Linked DNA regions of Homo sapiens: all the other regions are linked to region 4. Evidence: chromatin contacts called from ENCODE Hi-C or POLR2A ChIA-PET data. All regions are on one chromosome and are shown on one strand. The core of a region is the stretch at or near the end of the contact, and the rest is flanking DNA. Distances in the headings are between cores, read along the strand shown.

Region 1 (3,504 bases), core at 178-2,677, 560 kb after region 4:
TAATTTAAAGTGACTACATTGTTACAAGAGCTTTGGTGCCTGTTCAGGAGATCCTTAAAGTTATTTCTGGCAAAATGTATTGAAACTAGGGGACTTTAGAACTCAGACCTCAAGGGAAACAGGACAAGCTGAGTTTTAGCTGTTTGACTGGAAGGCTGGGTCAGCAAGCAGCCTCTGCTTAAAAAAAAAAAAACACATGCTCATTTTCCAAATGAGTTTAGGCTCAATATTTTGTTAACCCTGCATATGTTTGAGAGGGAACTCCTGAGCGCTGGCTGGCTGAGCTGGTTTTATCTTGGTTCTAGTAAATTAGTAGATTGGCCTGACATTTTTGGCATGCAGTAATGAAGGTTGTCATAGGTTTCCTTTCTGTGAGCAACTTGGCTTCCTATTATGTTTGAAGATTTCACATATTTGCATAAACTGAAGTTGAGGTGATTATATGGGAGAGAAATAAAAGTGCAAATATTTAAATATTACAGGATATTTTAGAGTCTTTTAGGGTAAAAAGGGGATTTAATATATGTGAAATGGAAGTTTGCACTGGCACATTAAGACTTTCTCTCTCTCTCTCTCTCGCCCAGACTGGAATACAGTGGCATGATCATGGCTCACTGCAGCCTCAACTTCCCTGGCTCAAGGGATCCTTCTGCCTCAGCCTCCTCCGTACTGGGACTACAGGCATGCACCACTGCGTATGGTTAAATTTTTTTTTTTTTTTTTTTTTTTTTTTTTTTGAGATAGAGTCTCTCTCTGTTGCCCAGGCTGGAGTGCAGTGGCACGATCTTGGCTCACTGCAACCTCCACCTCCTGGGTTCAAGCAATTCTCCTGCCTCAGTCTCCCGAGTAGCTGTGTTTACAGGCACATGCCACCACGCCCGGCTAATTTTTGCATTTTTAGTAGAGATGGGGTTTCGCCATGTTGGCCAAGCTGGTCGCAAACTCCTGGGCTCAAGCAATCCTCCCTCCTTGGCCTCCCAAAGTGCTGGGTTTACAGGTGTGAGGCACTGCCCCTGGCCGCCTTCTTTTTTTTAAAGTCCTCAAGAAATTAGAAATTTTGATAATGAAAACAATAATCAGAATCTTTTCTATTTTATGAAATTTCTAGGTCTTTGCTTTGCTGGTAACATTCAATTAACATCTTTGTGAAAGTAAGATTGCCCCTCCAATGCCCCCAGCCTCCTATTCCCCACTTCCGATTTCCACTGCTCCTTAATGTGTGGGAGATGATAATGCCTTGTATACATATAACTTATGCCTGGAGGAACAGAAAACAGTTTGAACACTTTGTCTAATGAGTCCCTAGTTTTCCTCAAGGTAGGCGGAGGAAGGTGAGCTGCACATGGGCCCAGTGGATCTCTGCGTGACAAGCACTGAGTCACCAAGTGAGTCACTGGTGAGGCGGGAGGGAGTGGTCCACCCAGGCTAGCATTCTCAGGCTAGCGCTCTCAGAATGTTTTCACAATATCCCAAGGTCTCCACAAGTGTTTCATGAGGTTACTGTAAGATTCATGTATCTCACAATCAAATCAGAATGAATTCGAAACAACAAAGCAAAAAGACAAAACCACAACCATTTGGGGAGGATTTCTTAGGACACCTTAGAGAACAGATCATTCTAGGGCAGTGTTGTAGCTCAGGAAACTTTGAGACACAACTCTTTTTATCCACCTTCCTTCTTTCTCTTTCCTTCCCCCTTCTCTCCTTTCTTTCTCAATTTCTGATGGGCCCAATCCTGGAACGAGGCCATTTAGGGAGACGAAGTGGGGAAGTACAGCAGCTCTGTTTTCAAGAGAAGTTACTGGTCAACATTCTTGGCCTTCTTTAGCAATACCATGAGCCCACTCTCATCTCACTCTCCTCTCACTATTACTATCATCTAATAATCAGAATTCTTTATTAATCAGTCTATTTTGAACATCTGCTATGTGACAACTGATTACTGCCAATGATGACTCAGGAGTGAAACATTTTCAACTGGCTCTGGATGATTGAAATCCAGATTTTACTGGGTGTTGGTGTTCATGCTAATCCTGGGAAAAGTGAGAACCCCCATGACGTGACTAGCCATGGTAGCAGTCTAATAAACAACGTCTCTCATTTGCTGGTGTTTGTGGATCATGGAGTTCCCAGTTCCAGTACTTCCTAGGCAGTGAGACTTCTAACCATTGAGCCATCTGGAGGCCTGCTGGGACCTGGCCATTAGTGTACAAAACATTGAAGCAATGGTGAAGATGTGGGAGAGCAAGTGATCAAAGCTGAGAAGCAAGACAAAGTGACAGGAACTAACATCTATTGAGCATCTAGTGAGTGCTAAGTATTGGGCTACGGGCTTTAGTGCATGTGGTCTCATTTGTCACTGAGAAATGACAACTGACCAGTGACAGAATCCTCACCAGAAAAGGTCTCAGGTAATGTGGTTTCAGAAGAAACCAGTATGGGTTAGGGTGCTTACACTGGCAATTCATAGAAAATGTAAAAACTTTCCTAAGTGATAAGGACACTTGTTGGCTCAGGAGAGGAGAGGCCAGTGGCTTATTGATGCTTGTAAGCCCCCAGGTTACCTCTATCTCTGCCTATGAGGGTTCACTCGCTCCTGGGGCTTGCTGTCTTTGTGAGCATAGAATGGTTGCCAACACATTAATGCTAGTGCTCCCTTATCTGTGTCCAGAGAGTGCGAGTGAGTGAGAGAGAGCGGGTTTCTAGTACTTCTTCCGGAAAAGCAATGTACCTCCTTCCTAGAAGCCTCTTAGCCATCCCATCTTGTTGCCTAGAACTGGGTGACACGGCCAATCTTCAACTCTAATAAGGAGGATGGAATTACCTTTACAGGTTTAGACTACCAAGGGGGTACTCTGGGAGTTAAGAGTGGGGTCAGTGGGCAACTTGGAAGCAAGGTGTATTCAAATGGAAATCTTGCTTTTGGTAAGAAGGAGCAAGCCCTGAGCTATACAGAAGTGAAATCAGGTTCTATGCAATGATATTTAGAAAGAAATTCATCAAAAAGATGTAAACAATTTCTGCTTTTACAGGGGAAAACAACAATTACCTGGGTTGTTCACTCAAATTTCACTCCTAAGCTCCAGATATATTTGGTAACCTTATGCATTTTAAATACAACAAATCCAAGATGGCAGCCGTCACTGCTTTGTTCTACCTCATCAAATGTGCTCTTCCTACTGGGTTCTCCGGTTTGTTCAATGACACCACCCAAGCATAGACACCCAAGCAACAAATTAAAACCCTTTCTGCCAAACTCTTATACCTGGATATGCCAGGGTGTCTCTGAAGTTATTTGTCATAAAGGGACAAAGCCTAGTTGGCAAAGCCAATGTTGATATCAACATATTTGGAATCACCTTCAAGCATGTTTCAACGTGTCTATGACTACCTGTCTTTTATGTAGATTTTATTTTATTTGGGCCAACTGCAGCATCTAGAACACATGACCTCAAGTAAGCAAGTTTAGTCCTTGCATTTTTCTTCTGGGGCTAACCTGTGCCT
Region 2 (3,265 bases), core at 695-3,194, 640 kb after region 4:
GATCCAGGGAATTACCCAGATGGGTTTCCCTTGAGGAGTTGTCATTGGTGGATTTAGAGCAAGCAGGCAGGAGTCCCACCAGCTAACGTTATGACTGAGAAGTGGTCGTTGAGTCATATCTGCATAGTCCGCCTGGGGTGCGGGGTCAGGGTGAGTCAAGTGGGCTGTGTCTATATGTCCCATAGGAAGTTGGCTGCCAGGAGGCAGTTGTGTAAGGCAGATACGTGGATTCATCACATTGAGGAACTGGGAGGAGGCAGAGAACTGGAAACTGTTTCACATGCTTCTGGTATGAGAAAGTCCAACTTATATTTAAAATGGATGATGAAACATAATATCTATATATATTTTTCTGAGATGGAGTTTCACTCTTGTTGCCCAGGCTGGAGTGCAATGGCACGATCTCTGCTCACTGCAACCTCCGCCTCCCAGGTTCAAGCGATTTTCCTGCCTCAGCCTCCCGAGTAGCTGGGATTACAGGCATGCGCCACCACACCCGGATAATTTTGTATTTTTTTCTTTTTTAGTAGAGACAGGGTTTCTCCATATTGGGCAGGCTGGTCTTGAACTCCCGACCTCAGGTGATCTGCCCGCCTTGGCCTCCCAAAGCGCTGGGATTACAGGCCACCGCACCCGGCCCCATAAATTTGTAAGACCTTGCTACACTTGTGTTTGACTATTTTCATAATGAAAAGTTAGAAATAAGAATGCACTCTCAGAGAAAGTCCCAACATTAAGAGAAGGTTGTGTTTAGTCCATCCCCTCGGCTTTGCCCCATGGGGACCCACCTGAACACACGCTAGCCAATGTGGGTTCTGTTTTCTGCCCTGGAGCCTGTCTGTAACAGGAAGCTCAGGAGTGAGTAGAGATGAATAGAAGGGTCAGGCCCTGTCCTCATGTTAATTAGCTATTCATCGTAAGGAATGGATTAACTGATTCATGATTTTCATAAATTTATTGGCCCTCCAGTTAATGAAGATCCTAATGCAGTATCTTTTGGCATACATCATTCCTTTGCGGGACTGGCTTGTCCCTTTCGGCAGACTGCCGAGCTTGGCTATGCAGAGAATGACAGCTGCTCACATTTTGGGCTTGAGGGAACTGGTGTGTCCTGTACAGAAGGTGGAAGGAGGCGGGAAACCTGGAGAAACAGGCTGGAAAGGGTAAAAATGTCCCAGTGAATTAATAATGCATGTGCACTTCCAGCACGCAGGCTGGCACTGAGAGGCTTGCTGTTTTCTGTCGACATCTGCACATCAGGATAATGGTTTTGAAGGGTTAACCTAGGGCTACTCTGTCTCTCCTTCCAGCTCCATCATTCTCCTTTTGCCAGCCCCTCCCTCCCCCAAAGCAGCCAGGCCATCTAATGCTTGTTGCCTCAGGGGACGGATGTGGTAGGAGGGAAAGCAAATAGCCTGGGTGCCTTTTGCTGACTTACACGTGTTTCAAAGGACTGCGCCCTTAGGGAGAAATGTCAGAGGATGAGATTGGCTCCCTACACCCGTCCTCATCCTCAAATCTAGATGAGGTTTCCCTGGGGTTAAGAAAGAAGGAAAGACAGTGGGTAAAGCATGATCTTATGGAGAGAGTAGCCTGCATTCTACTTCCTGGAGCTGGCTGCAGAGTCAGACCAGGATGGGGGCGGGGGGCCTCAGCAGACATTGCAGAAACTCCCAAGCCCCAGTGTGGCACAGGCCAGGCCAGGACGATTCCCCCCGCCCTCCACTCATCTGTGCTTAGACTGGTCAGGAGAGCCAGTGGGCCAGGAAGGCAGACAGAGGCAAAGGATGTCTCAGGGGACCTGTGGGCCAAAGGCTGCCTCAGCAGCCACCTGCACAGGCAGGTGGCAGCAAGAACCAGGTGACAGCCCCTTTGACATTGCACTAGGCTGCACTAGGCCCCCCAAGGCCGAGATGCATAGCCATTACATCAAAAACATCCCAGTGGAAGAGAGCAACAGTAGGTAGTTGTACATGATCTCATATACGTACTATCACTCAAGACAAAAACAAAACAAAAAACCACCGAAACCTCAAACCAAAATATACCAAAATATACAAACAGAAAAACCACTCTCTTCCTAAGTAAAAAAACAGACATTCTTTAGCATCCAAATGAACTCAGAAAATTAGAGAAATACAGAATAACACAAAGAAGAAAATGAAATCTACCTATCAGTTTATCAAATATATATCATTTTAATATTTTTATGCCTGTATTGTATAGATGAAAAAAATTGAACTCATACTGTATATGCCTTTTGTATCTTGTTTTATTCACTTAAACAGTGAACATTTTCCTCTTCTATTAAATACGCTTCTCTAAAACACTTTTAAAATTTAGCCAATACCTTGTATTGGTGTTTTAGGTTGTCCCAAGTTTTGTTATGTACATTATGTTTTTATGACAAATAACCCTTGGACATAAATGATTTTGCACATCTCTGTGTTTTTAAGCCATTAAATATAGTCATGTACCATGTAATGATGTGGCAGTTAATGATGGACTGCATATATGATGGTGGTACCATAAAATTATAATACAATATTTTTACTGTACCTTTTCTATGTTTATTTTTTTAATTTATTATTATTATTTTTTGAGACAGAGTCTTGCTCTGTTGCCCAGGCTGGAGTCCAGTGGCGTGATCTCTGCTCACTGCAACCTCCAGCTCCTGGGTTCAAGCAATTCTCATGCCTCAGCCTCCCGAGTAACTGAGATTTTACAATCATGTGCTACCATGCCCAGCTAATTTTTGTGTTTTTAGTAGAGACCGGGTTTTGCCATGTTGGTCAGGCTGGTCTCAAACTCCTGGCCTCAGGTGATCCGCCTGCCTCAGCCTCCCAAAGTGCTGGGATTACAGGTGTGAGCCACTGCACCTAGCCCTTTTCTATGTTTAGGTATATTTAGGTACACAAATCCTTACCATTGTGTTATAGTTGCCTACAGTATTGAGTACAGTACCATGCTGTGTAGGTTTGTAGCCTAGGATCAATAGACTACACCTTCTAGCCTAGTAGGCTACACCATCTAGGTTTGTGTAAGCTACTCTGTTGATGTTCGCACAACAATAAAATTGTCTAATAGTGCATTTCTCAGAATGTAGTCCTGTTAAGTGACCTGTGACTATATTTTTGAAAGAGTTGTTTATCCTTGTTATCTTCTGGTTGTTTTCCATTTACACTTCTCATTATCTCCTCAATACACAAACGCTGGTCCCCATCACTCTATAGTAATGGATTAGGAAGAGGATAGCATTGACCTC
Region 3 (3,075 bases), core at 129-2,628, 920 kb after region 4:
CAGGCATTTGGGAGCCGCAGTCAGTGGGAGGGAGAACTGGAGAACCAGATGCCTGCCCCAATCTAAATCACCCGTATCACCCACTCTATTCTCTCCAAATTACAGTGCAAACAATAACACAGGTAAAATTAGCCAAGATACTAATTATGTAGTGCAAATGTGTAAAGGATATAGAATGATAAATGGCAAACGCAGAACATGTTGTGTCATATCTTGTAATCTCTCTGGCTACCGAGCCCAGGAACAAAGGGAGAATTGTGCTCTGTTTGTCTAACATGCTCCATATCACAAATTGGAAATCCTTCCTAATTAAGATATTGTTAAATGTCCTTTGTTAGCAGATTTTAACAATGTTAATTAGGAGGTTAGAGTGATCATTGTTCATCTAGCAAACAATTAGGGTGATTTGCACTGTAGCTTTTGAGAAACTTCTCAGCAAATCAGGAGTTTCCTCTCCACAGAGAGGGGAGCAGACCAGAGAAGGAAGAGGACAGGCAGGAGAATGGGCAATGTTTTGCCTAACATTTTTAGCTTACGGGCCAGGGTAAAGCATGAGGAATTGTTAGACATGGGCCTAGTAGCCATTGAGATATCAGTGTTGACCTTGACCTGGTGGCATCACTGTGTTTGCAGATGCGCTATTTATCCCCAGTTCAGGAAAGCCTGGTCAGAGAAAGTGTATGAAACAGCAGGAACCCCTCTCAGGAGCCTTCCAAGCTACACCTCCCCACCTAGCAAAAAACAAAGGGAAAATTTTGAGTCCCTTCAAGGGAAATTCCAGGCACCTAGCTAACCCTACAACCAGCAATTAAGGAAGTAAATGAATAACCTGCTAAGCAGGAAGATAATAGTAACTTAAACAATAGCCACCAAGTAAGCCAGAGTCACAAGATGTTTGCTTCCCTATAGAAACTAAAAGATATTATCTTGACGTATCCTTGAGCTATTTTTCAGAAACAGGAGCCCCACCAGATAGACAATGTTGACCACCGTCACATAGACCTCAGATAAGGGGGCACTGAGGACTGAACTCTAACTGATGTTCTTTGTTCTAAATTTCCTCCTGAGGTGCCTGGAGAAAGTCACACCCTCAGGCCAAAACTAAACATAGCTTTCTGCTAACCCCAAGTTTTTAGACAAAGCTTTGCTTCCTTAACCAATTGCAAATCAAAGAATCTCTGAATCCACCTCTGACCTGTAAGCCTCTGCTTCAAGATGTCCCCCTACGAAGGGCCAAACCAATGGGTAACTTCCTTGTTTTGGTTTACAATTCCTTGTATTGGCTGCATGCCTTCCTTGTCTTGGTTACGACTGCAACTATACATTTAATGCCTTTAAATGTCCATTTCAAAGTACATTTCAGGAAAGCAGAAGTTGCAATTGTAAAAACCCTTGCTTGTCATCCGTCTGGGAGTTTGAGTCCTAAGTGTTAGCTGCCCAGTTCTCCTTGCTTGGCACCCTGAAATACATGCCTCTCTTTCACTGCAAATACCAGTGGTGTTCGTTTTTGGCTTTTGGCTTTTTCTGTTCACTGAGTGGGTGACCCAAAGTTTGGTTCAGTAACACGCAGTTTTCAGGTTTCTTAATCGTCTGGTCAAGTGAGGGTATCTTCCTAAGGCAACAAAAACAATGCCACGCCAGCCATATTTCAACATTTTCTGAAGTTAGAATTTTATTATTTTTAGCAGCAGATGAGCCTGGGCTCCTTCTGCTATAGTCTCCAATCCCTGCCACTTCTATGCCCCCAACATACATCTGCATGATAAAAAACACTTGACAGTCTTTTTTCCTTTTCTTTCTTTCCTTTCCCGCTCCCCACGGCCTGATACTTGTAGAGGGATGTAAGGAGGGAGAGAAGGAAGGAAGGAGGAAGGAAGGAAGGAAGGAAGGAAGGAAGGAAGGAAGGAAGGAGGAAGGAAGGAAGGAAAAAGGAAAGGAAGAAGAGGAAGGAAGGAAGGAAGGAAGGAAGGAAGGAAGGAAGGAAGACAGGACTTTGCATTTTGCTACTTTGAAACTGGAAATACAAGAGCAAAGTATATTTTGAGAGGAGGACAGAACTGGCCATTTGAAAACTACCAGAGGACTTTAGTTGCTTTGAGAATCTCATTCTCTCTTGGCAAAGGTGCCCATGCAGAAGGAGGGCAGGCAACCCAGTGAGAAGAGGGATGGGATTGGAAATCGAATGCAAAGACTCTGAGTTCTATTCTGGGTTTCACCAATGATTTCTCATACAAACTCAGGAAGTCACTTAACTGAAAGTCACACCTGCTTGGAAATGGCACTAAGTTTCTAACCACACACACCCAACACTTGGGGAAAAAAAATCCTAATAGCTCTCGGCAGCTGCTGGGTGCCGGGCACTGTGCTAGGCGCTTTACATAAATTTAACCACAGCCAGCACTTAGCTTCAACACTGAGGGTCCTGAGGCCAATTTAAGTGGCTCTCAAGTCTCTTTTATCCTTGCGGGGCCCCATCTGCTGGGGGAATAAAAAGCCCTTTTATGTTCTACAACCTCACAGACCACCCACCCCAGCAGTTTGTGCTTTGTCACAAAAAACCCTCCATCTAATTAACAGGGCACAATTTTAATGAAATATTGAAGTAAATTATTCATGCCTGTCAGTAATCAAATATAGATGGGTCATCTTGTAAACTGTTACAACATCTGTCATTTGCTTTAAAGTACTGTAGCGTAGATAATGTGATGTCACGTACATATCAGTTACCTAAAGCCACAACCTAAGTGACAGTAATAGGAATTTACCTTGTAGGAATCTACCTTCAGCCGTGTTCTTATCGAGCAAGTTCAGAAATGGGTATTCATTGGGTATTCACTGGGGAAGCCGGTGGCATGTTCATCAGCATAATGGCTATTGTAAATGGGCTCTCACTGAGGAAATTTGATCTGAGTCATATGAAGTTCAGTATGAAGATGAACCCAGTTTTCTGTTTCTTTGCACTGGCATAAATATGTATTCAGCTGTGCCTCGGTGTTCCTGGCCTGCCCTATTTTTTCTCCTCAGTGCATCCACTGCCTAGTACAGAACAGATTTTCAACACACATCCCTTGAATG
Region 4 (3,364 bases), core at 494-2,993:
ATTTCAAGCCAAAATGTATAGAACTCATGACAGAAAGTGAAATCCACATGATTAATATGGTGTCACTTCCAAATGCATTAAAGGTCTGCTAATACTCTCGGCACTCTGTGAAAAAAGAAAAAAATTTTATAGTAAAGAAGAGCTCAAGTTCCCATTTGCTAACTCAGGTACCACCCTACCATTTTGCAGATTTTCCTCTTTATGTGGCCCTTGCTGTTCCTTTGGAATTTTTAAAGACCTGGGATTTGAGTAATTGTAGCCATTTCTGAAATAGTTATGGACAACCCAGTTACTTATACGCTGCTTTAAACATTTGCTTTTGAGTATCTGGTTTATAGAGAGACTACATTTGCAATCTTACCTAGTTCTTTCATATCCAGAACCTTCTTACCCCAGTATCATTTGCTTGCTGTCTACCAACAGTCACTCATTGATAACTACCACTGATAGAGTGTGGGTAACCTTAACCTTTTTCTGTCACCCTTCCGTCCCAGACCTAAACTTTCCAAGTAAGAATTCAACTTCTGTGCAACACCAGAGTCCTCATGGTTACTGCATCCTGTAACACCTCTAAGAATCATACATAAAGGGGGGACTGCTTGCTCCCTTTCTCCACCCCTCCTCTCTGTCTCTCTCTCTCTCTCTCTCTCTCTCTCACACACACACACACACACACACACACACACACACACACAACATGAGGACACTGGGTCTTTGCAAACAGGTTCTACTGTCCAGTAAGTGGCTAAGAAATTTCATTCATAACTCGAAACAGATAGACTCCAAAATGAGCAATCTATAATTTTAAATGTTGTCATTAGTCTCCTGGCTGCAAGCGGTTAAAGAAGGCCTTGCAAGCTCATGAATTACGGGTACAGTTTATTACTCTGAATGAGCTCACAACAAGCACAGTATCTCAGGAAGATGGGAGGGGAAGGTTTCCAGGCCCAAAAGCTTACATGGAATGCAGCTTAAATGTCACTTATCCAATTGCAGGGGAATGATCCCTTCTACTCCCATGCCCTTCTCCGCTTCCCTCCTTGTACACATGTATTGTTATACACCTTTCCTTAAAATATACATCACACCAGGCTTTGCTCATTAGCCTTAGAGGTTTTTAAGTGTTTACAAGAGAAAAGGTCCTGTGGTCAAAGAATTAAAAACAGGACAGAACACCCATCCAACCTTCACTGCGGAAAATTTTTCCAACAGATTTCTGCCTATCCCAACCCCAAATGCAGGAGATAAAGAAGCACACCCTAAATCAGAGGTTTCTTCTTACAAACACTGGGCCAATGAGAAATCATATTTTGAGCATACATGGCATTCCATGTTGGTCACTCATAGAAGAATGGGGACATTATAACCTTTTGGAGGTTGGGAGGAAACAGGCAGTTCAAGAGATATGCAGAATCCCACATCCACAGGGCCTGAGATACCAACAACACTGGCCGGACAGGACCCCCATTTTCCTAAGGGACAGTGGGTAAAGTACGAGAAAGGATGAAGCAATCATCCTCAAAGCAACCAGGTCAAACTACCAGAAAAAAATGACTCACTGCTAAATATCTTATCTCTTTCACCCACACCCAAGCCCACCCCGCTGAAGTGAGGAAACAGAGGCTGCCTGAGTAGCTTCCGGCCAAATGAGGACCGCTCTGCGAACTGCCACTGAGAACCATCTGTGTGGCGCCCAAACTCTGGTGCAGTGGCTGGAGAAAGGGAACTGAGACACAAGCCACAGGTTTTGGCAGTCTTCTTATTTCCCCCTAACTGGCCTAACTGAGCAGGAAACCAGCAGTTCTCAACGCAGGCCAACTGAGGTTCCAAATCCAACTCTACCTTCTCCAAACTATAAATTCCTTCCTACAGAAAAAGGGATGGCATCTATTTCTGACACAAAGCACAGGAGTCCTGATGAAAAGCTGGGACTCAACAAATGTTTTGGTTCCCTCTGAAACTGCCCCACCACCTCAGTATGCAAGACCTTAACTCATGATCCCAGTCATCCCTTCCTCTACCAAACACACCTCTGTTGTACACACACCTAAAATTTGAGAACCCAATGAAGATTACAAGCTACCTACTGATGCCCTCATCCTTACAAATTAGGTGGTGGCAGCAGGGACAAAAACTACACTCAACGTTCTTTACAAGACTTTGGTCCTTCTCAAAGGAGGCTCCAGAGAACCCTATGTCCAAGGGGTTGTATTCAAAATTAAGGCTCACGGGTCAGTGAAGTTTGACAAATGTCGGGTACAGATAGCCAGGTTTCTTTCCTTCAGATGTGTTCGTGTACACCATGATCCTCTTAGAACCCAAGCACCCCAAAATTATTTCACCACCAAAGCATCCTCTCTGCTCCACCCGCCCCCCACCCCCGCAAATAAAATCATTCTCAGAACACATTTAAGGATACCCAGCACTAACTTCTCTTGTTCTAGTTTGCTAGTGGATTGATTTGGGTCTTTACTGAGAGAAGGGAGTGTTTTTGTAAGTAATACATGTATAAATGTTCACTTTTAAAGATGTAAACTATACTGAGTATGGAGAGTAAAAATATGAAAGTTTATTTTCAGCAGCTCAGGGAAACTGGAAAAGGCAATTATCCTAATCCTCTGAGGTTTCAACCGTACAAATAACAGAAAGTTAACAAAACATAAGAAACTCAAGGAAATTTTTTCTTTTTTTTTTTTTTTGAGATGGAGTCTCACTCTGTTGCCCAGGCTGGAATGCAGTGGCATGATCTCAGCTCACTGCAACCTCTGCCTCCTGGGTTCAAGCAATTCTCCTGCCTCAGCCTCCCGGGTAGCTGGGACTAGAGGCATGCACCACCACACCCAGCTAATTTTTGTATTTTTCCTAGAGGCGGGGTTTCACCATGTTGGCCAGGCTGGTCTCCTGACCTCAGATAATCCATCCGCCTCTGCCTCCCAAAGTGCTGGGATTACAGGCGTGAACCACCGAGCCCGAAAAGATACCCATGGAATTCTGAGTTCTCACTGTAGCAATGAGTGCTCTTGGGAACCTTATCAGAACTGTCATTGCACTAACAACTGCTAATGAAAACTAGCAGTCATTTCTCGCGAAAATATTTTCTTCTCTTTCTAATTTGTTCTCTTTTACTATTTTGCAAGCATAGGAGAGCGGAATCCAGAAGATACTTAATAAAGCAAATTAATCAAATAAAAAGAAATGACTTAAACTACAATTCAAATGCAATTTTGACTGCATTCTGATTACACCATTTTCTATTGCTACATATCAAGAAAAAGTTGGGTAAGCTCCCTAAAATGTCTTGGCTACTATGTTTCTGCTAAAGAGCTCCTAAGAAGAGGAAAGGAAAACATACTACATTTTAAAC

What was found. Hi-C counts contacts between places; a loop is a spot of excess contacts on that map. ChIA-PET counts read pairs that join two places held with the same protein, here RNA polymerase II (POLR2A). Pooled maps may share reads with other maps.
Region 1: a pooled map shows a loop between it and region 4 (4-fold over the local background). The contact joins two enhancer-like sites. A Hi-C loop is called at or near these places in 1 of 37 single-sample maps with no recorded cell type and 9 of 50 pooled maps. POLR2A ChIA-PET finds 5 or more read pairs at or near these places in 3 of 52 experiments (PC-9, activated CD8-positive, alpha-beta T cell and activated naive CD4-positive, alpha-beta T cell).
Region 2: a loop to region 4 is called in a map of naive thymus-derived CD4-positive, alpha-beta T cell, with 8 times the contacts of the local background. The contact joins two enhancer-like sites. A Hi-C loop is called at or near these places in 1 of 168 maps with a recorded cell type or tissue (naive thymus-derived CD4-positive, alpha-beta T cell), 1 of 37 single-sample maps with no recorded cell type and 6 of 50 pooled maps. POLR2A ChIA-PET finds 5 or more read pairs at or near these places in 3 of 52 experiments (OCI-LY7, activated CD4-positive, alpha-beta T cell and activated T-cell).
Region 3: a loop to region 4 is called in a pooled map, with 4 times the contacts of the local background. The contact joins two enhancer-like sites. A Hi-C loop is called at or near these places in 1 of 50 pooled maps. POLR2A ChIA-PET finds 5 or more read pairs at or near these places in 2 of 52 experiments (OCI-LY7 and activated B cell).

Annotation. Positions count from the first base shown.
Region 1 is chr6:14,742,039-14,745,542 of GRCh38, reverse strand. No RefSeq gene overlaps it. Among named protein-coding and RNA genes, the nearest start is that of LINC01108, 460 kb to the right of the region's middle. RefSeq lists an enhancer at 1,233-2,432. Within about 2 kb of position 1,427, at least 16 of the 41 ENCODE cell types and tissues checked have a DNase peak (open chromatin) inside an H3K27ac peak, as active enhancers do.
Region 2 is chr6:14,662,935-14,666,199 of GRCh38, reverse strand. The region is part of intron 1 of LOC101928354 (a long non-coding RNA gene); the gene reads left to right. It overlaps LOC102724463 (a long non-coding RNA gene), which reads right to left. Exons shown (of 3, transcript XR_926514.4): 3 at 937-1,154. Among named protein-coding and RNA genes, the nearest start is that of LINC01108, 380 kb to the right of the region's middle. Within about 2 kb of position 1,944, at least 7 of the 41 ENCODE cell types and tissues checked have a DNase peak (open chromatin) inside an H3K27ac peak, as active enhancers do; they include OCI-LY7, where a contact is called at or near this core.
Region 3 is chr6:14,381,819-14,384,893 of GRCh38, reverse strand. No RefSeq gene overlaps it. Among named protein-coding and RNA genes, the nearest start is that of LINC01108, 98 kb to the right of the region's middle. RefSeq lists an enhancer at 2,751-3,075. Within about 2 kb of position 1,378, at least 3 of the 41 ENCODE cell types and tissues checked have a DNase peak (open chromatin) inside an H3K27ac peak, as active enhancers do; they include OCI-LY7, where a contact is called at or near this core.
Region 4 is chr6:15,298,015-15,301,378 of GRCh38, reverse strand. All of the region lies in intron 1 of JARID2 (jumonji and AT-rich interaction domain containing 2), which reads right to left. Among named protein-coding and RNA genes, the nearest start is that of JARID2-AS1, 51 kb to the right of the region's middle. Within about 2 kb of position 1,743, at least 10 of the 41 ENCODE cell types and tissues checked have a DNase peak (open chromatin) inside an H3K27ac peak, as active enhancers do; they include OCI-LY7, where a contact is called at or near this core.